Linked DNA regions of Mus musculus: region 1 is linked to region 2. The links are chromatin loops, found by intact Hi-C in ENCODE. Cell type or tissue: left cerebral cortex. All regions are shown on one strand. Each heading gives the region's core, and the rest is flanking DNA. Links, peaks and the distances in the headings are about the cores only. Region 1 has its middle 150 kb from the start of Npsr1. Region 2 has its middle 83 kb from the start of Gm39311.

What was found. Hi-C counts contacts between places; a loop is a spot of excess contacts. Peaks named below come from ENCODE experiments on the same cell type or tissue, not always from the same donor. Only the 100,000 strongest peaks of a DNase experiment are listed, where the experiment ranks them.
Region 1: it touches region 2 in a loop (18-fold over the local background); 2 of 42 quality-filtered maps call a loop at or near these places.

The regions. Positions count from the first base shown.
Region 1 is chr9:23,949,994-23,952,812 of GRCm38, reverse strand. No RefSeq gene overlaps it. Among named protein-coding and RNA genes, the nearest start is that of Npsr1, 150 kb to the left of the region's middle. In left cerebral cortex, for the core only: no CTCF peak of the experiment used is centred there; a DNase peak (open chromatin) is centred at 1,128; H3K27ac peaks cover 1,966 bases.
Region 2 is chr9:23,496,554-23,499,372 of GRCm38, reverse strand. No RefSeq gene overlaps it. Among named protein-coding and RNA genes, the nearest start is that of Gm39311, 83 kb to the left of the region's middle. In left cerebral cortex, for the core only: no CTCF peak of the experiment used is centred there; DNase peaks (open chromatin) are centred at 1,518 and 2,513; H3K27ac peaks cover 2,117 bases.

The sequences.
Region 1 (2,819 bases), core at 176-2,675, 450 kb before region 2:
GTTCTCATCACTTCTAGACAAGACTGTTGTTGAAATCTTCCTACAATAAAATCTCTAGGAATCAGAGCCTTCACAGATGGATAGCTAAAAGCAGTCAACAAAACCCTTATGCCAGCTCCACACAAGACACTCCAGAAGACTGGCAATGAAGCCCTAACACACTGAATGCCAGGCATCGCTGTACATGTCTTTAAGTCAAGTCAGTTGGGTGGCTGAGGCAAGAACATTGCAAGCTCAAGGCCAACCTGAGAACATTGTCAGCCCTATTACAAAATTCTTAAAAGAGCTGGAGACAATTGTGAAACATACTTCAGAAATTCTTGCTTTTCTTTAAGCATGATCTTTTAAGAGTTGATTTATTTTCTTTTCTACAATGGCCACAGCAATAGTTTCTAAACCACATGCTTTTCTATAATAGGAACTTGTTATTTTACCTATGAGGTGGCATCCAATTTATTTTTTCCTTTTTGCTGTTTAAAATTATTTCGTTTATTTTTACTTAATATATGCAATGTTGAGTATCATCTTCAAATAAAATTTATTTTTAAGCCGGGCAGTGGTGGCGCATGCCTTTAATCCCAGCACTTGGGAGGCAGAGACAGGCAGATTTCTGAGTTCGAGGCCAGCCTGGTCTACAGAGTGAGTTCCAGGACAGCCAAGGCTATACAGAGAAACCCTGTCTCAAAAAATTATTTTTATTGTTTTTTTAGCCACTTTTTCTCCCCAGCCCCTTGGCTCTGGAATTCTTCTACCCACTCCCATTAACTTATGTCTTGGGTATCCTATTGCCTTCCTTCATTTCTCTAGCACAAAAGATAACAAGGATGAAGAGAGAAAGGCACCATTCATTATACACTGCCATGGGGATATGACTAGTACAGATATTATGGAAACAAGGATAAAATTCTCAGAATTTAAACATATGATCTGGGGGAAAAGGCTTGCTGGATAAATTGCTTGATGCACAAGCATGAGGCTATCTCGCACCAAGTACAGGGTGGGCATAGCTATGTGTTTCTGTCATTCACAGCACTAGGAGGATCTTAGTGTCTCACTGGCCAGCTGGTCTAACCAATCAGTAAACTCCAACTTCATTGAAAGAGATTACCTCAAAATAGCTAGCTAGCTAGCTTGATGATAGATAGATAGAGGCAGAGGGAGATAGAAAAGAAAACTCCATCCATTTACATCTTACTTCCAGAGGTGAACGTGCACTGAAAAGCACATGCATATCCATATATTTTCACACATCCATAAAACATACTCACACATCCTACATACTTCTCTAAAATTGAAAATAGAACTATTACACAACTTAGCTCTATCATTCCTATGCATATAATCAAAGGATTCTCTATCCTACCATGTATATTTAGTTATACAACTACTGTTGGTTTCTGCATTATTTATAACAGCAAGGAAATAAAGCTAACCCATATGTCCATCAAGAAATAAATGGATACCGAGAACAGAAAAATGTATGTGTATACTTTTGGGGTATATTATTCTTGTGGTTGTTTAAAAACACTCCAGCCTTACCTGGCTGTGATGCCTGTGCACAACAACAATGGCTAGCATGATGAGATATTCCTAAGAATGCAATAATGCTACACATATCTTGACAGTAGCCAACAGCTTTCGAATTGTACTAATAGGGATGCTCAAAAGGAAGGAAATTATGCCTAGTGTGAGGCCATACATCTTAGATGAGAGCCTACTAGTATTGCTATATTAAATCATCATAATTCCTAACTACCATCCAAATACATATCCTTATGCCCACAGATAAATTTAGCTCCTATGCCCTTACGAAAACTCTTCTCTTGACAATGGAAGGATCCTATTACAGAAAACCACAACTGGTAAAAATGCAGATAACAGCTGATTACAGAGTGTCCATCCCCATTAATTACAACCCTTGCACCTAAGGCTCAGGAAACATCATAGAAGTGGGGGTGTTAAGATTGTATGGAGCAGAAGCTCAGAATGTGCGCTACAAGATTGTGTTTCCTAAAAATGACAGGAATGCTTCAGTTATGATACATATGGAAGGGGGGTTATGTCATGGGGCCCCACCCTTAGGTAAAGAACTACAAGAAGTTAAGGAGTGCTGAAAAGAGAAGTAGTTGTCTCCCAGTATGAGCTCTTAACTGGTTGTACAATACTAAGTGGTCAGCTCTGAAATTCTCTCTCTCTCTCTCTCTCTTTCTCTCTCTCTCTCTTTCTCTTTCTCTCTCTCTCTCACACACACACACACACATACACACACACACGTGTATATATATATACACACACATATACATATATACATATATATGCAACACTAAATATGCCTGTGAAGTTGTACTCATGTACTCATGCAAAATAATCTCTCAACAATATTTAAAAAGATCTTAAATTTGAGAAAGGATGAAGGTGTTGGCAAGTTGGAGGAAAGTGAAAGAAACAGTATAGCTATATTTACCCACATAAACAATATAACTTAATTTAACAATATAAACAATTTACATTTTAACCAACAATTGCAATTCATTTGCAACAATTGAAAACAAAGGTATAAAAATAAAGGACACCAATTTATCACAGAATGGAGAAATAGAAGACTTTTGTTTCTTTTTCTTCTGATCCAGGCAACTTATCAGGTTCTGTTTGGTCAGTTATGAGAGATTCCTAAAGATAAAATGTGGTGAAACTGGAAGACATCACACTTCTGTGAAATGGAAATGATACTGAGAGTAAAACTCTAGTTTTAGTTCTGATTTAAACTTGTTTGGATCTGAGCATGTGGGCTCATCCTGCAGCTCAAAACATTAACTTAA
Region 2 (2,819 bases), core at 16-2,515:
CATATTAGTCAGTTAGGCTATGGGTTCACGAACTTTTCTTTTTTTTTTTTTTTTTCATAAACTAACATTGTTTCTTTGATTTTTGCATTTTCCTGTTGTTCTTCACTGAAATAGTGTTTGGGGGATTTCACATGCAAAAGGCTCCAGGTAGTCAAACCAATTCTGAGCAAAAAGAACCTGGAGATATCACCATAGCTGGTTTCAAATTATACTACAGAGTCATAGTAATAAAAATAGCAGGGTACTGGTATAAATACCTTTCCAGACTTTCTAACAGGCCAATCTGACAGTGGCATTTTCTCAATTGAGATTCTGTTTTCCTAAATGACCTTAGCTTGTGTCAAATAGTACACATGGCCATATGAATTAAATTAGAGCAAAATTCAGCCCAGATTTATTAAAATTTTTAATCTAAGACCAGAAACTTTGAAACTGATAGAGCAAAAGTTCTCAACTTGTGGCTACACATCTCATACTGAATCTCTCAGCTAGAAAACAACTCAGAAGGCCTTAGGATGGTTGCTATACCATAAGATATCCACTCTTCTTCTCTGATTGGAAAGGGCAGGGAAGAAGGCAGAGTCGAGTCTTGATGCTTGGGGAAGGGAGCATTTGTCCTGTCCAGCAGCAGCATTTCCATATCCCATGGTATAATACTTCCATGTGGTTATAAGATTTACCAGTTAGCTACCTCAGGCCCTCTTGTGACATTCTGCATTCTCTTATCTTCTTTTAAAATCTAGTTTGAAAAAAAATACTCTTTTTTTGGAACAATTACAGATTTTTGTGAGCTTTTAAAATTGTTACCAAATAATTTTGTCTACCTGGGCTGCTTGTCCCACGAAGCAATCAGGAGGCTTGAACTCAGGGGACTGTCTATTTCTCGTTGTCTCATATGGCTGGGACCTCAAGGTGGCTGGAAGAATGGCCTGACTCAGATGGACTTGATTCCCAGCTTTGCTATCACAGGTCACAGGTGCTTCCAGCTTACCCCACCAAACTAGCCTACATTTCGCTTATCTGGAAGGTATAAGAACAAACATTCGGGTGAGAATGATCAGGGCCCGGAGAAGGCTAATATTCTGTATGACCTTTCTAGGTCACAAATTTTGAGGAGAAAAAGGTTCTTTGGCAAATAAAAAAGAATGTTATGTTCTCCTACCTGGCATTTTAAACCTATACCAATAGAAACAAACTCCTGATAACTCTGCAATCCTCTGTCACAGAGTATTCCTAGGACATGCAAGAAGAAAGCTATAACATGCCAGATTCTGAGCCATGCCCTCTCCAAATCCCATAGACTTACCCCCTGAGTTCGCATGAAGATTTTTATCCTTCTATGATCTTTATATACATTTAAATATGTTTCTGTTTTAAAGAGCCTCAGACCTGTGGGAGCTTGTTCTAAAAGAAGTGGATGATAAACGCCTCCATATTTTCTATATATAAATGTCAGCAAAGCTTTAAAAAAACCAGGCACACAGCCTGCCAGGATTCATCTCTTGGAAATGACAACAGAGGCTGCCTCTGACTTCAAAGCATCTAATTTGTAAGTTGTTCCACCGCTTTTGCAAAGGGCAAGCAGGGGGATGGGTGCTGGAAGGAGTTATCCAATCTCATTAGCATTTTCACAGTGATTTAATGAGGATGGATTCTCTTCATTTTACAGCCCATGAAACCGAGGTTCAGAAAGATTAAGCAACTTTTTCAAGGTCATATTAGGTGTTAATAATGAACTTGGAGCATAAAGCTGCTTCTCTGTGACTGCCAGTCTTGGGCTCTTAGCTTAAGCTGCTGGAGGCTGGTGGAGTTAGCCAGAAGTAGACAGGAGTGCAGGTAGAAACCATCAAACCCAAACGGAAAAATAAAAATGCATCAGTTGGGTTTCCCATCTAGAAAAGGGAAAAGCAGGGCTGAACAATAACAACAGAAGCAAAGAACACGTGGCATCATCATGTAGAGTCTTCCTCTCCCCCCCTACTTGGATACCTTTCTCCCTTCATTTGTATGGTTTGGAGTTATTTAAAGTCTATCCTCCACCCCAGGTATAGGAAACACACTGTGAAACCTAATATTAACTGTCAATTTGACGGGATTTAGAATTACCTAGGAGACATGGATATGATGAGAGTGTTTCTAGACCGAGGTAAGAAAACCCAGACAAACTGTGTGCAGTACCATCCCATGGGCTAAGATCTATGACTGCATTAAAAAGCAGAAAGCAGTTGTGGGATTTTGCCTAAGCAAAGTCCAAGGGTCTCAGAAAAATGTGCTGTGCAGCCTAAGGGATCAATACCTCGGCCTCCCTCCTTCCTATTCACACACAACACAGAGGCCTACTGGTAGAAGACCATTCTCTCTGAGATAGTGTGTCTTTGTCTGGTTTCCCAGTATGCAAATTACAAACTCTATAACAGAGAGATAGGTTGTAACAAGGAATTGTGAGTCTACTTCTTTTTGGGCGGGCGGGATAAAGAAGAAACTGAGTGTAGCACAAGTATTCATCTCTCTCTGCTTCTTGACTGCAGCTCTAATATGACCATCTGCCTCTTATTCTTGCAGCCATTGCTTCTACATCCTCAAACAGTGAATCAAAATAACCCTTTTTCTTAAATTCCCTTTGTCAGATATTTTGTCAAAGGAATGAGGAAAGTAAGTAAGACACGCATTAAGAGCCATTCTTGGAATGAACAGCAAGGAACAGCAGGCCTTCAGGGTTTCCTCATGGTTTACTTCATCTGGTTGCCTCTGTATCCCTTTGATTCACAGACACTGAACATATTCCTACTAAAATTCAGTGTCTTATTTTCAGTTACTGT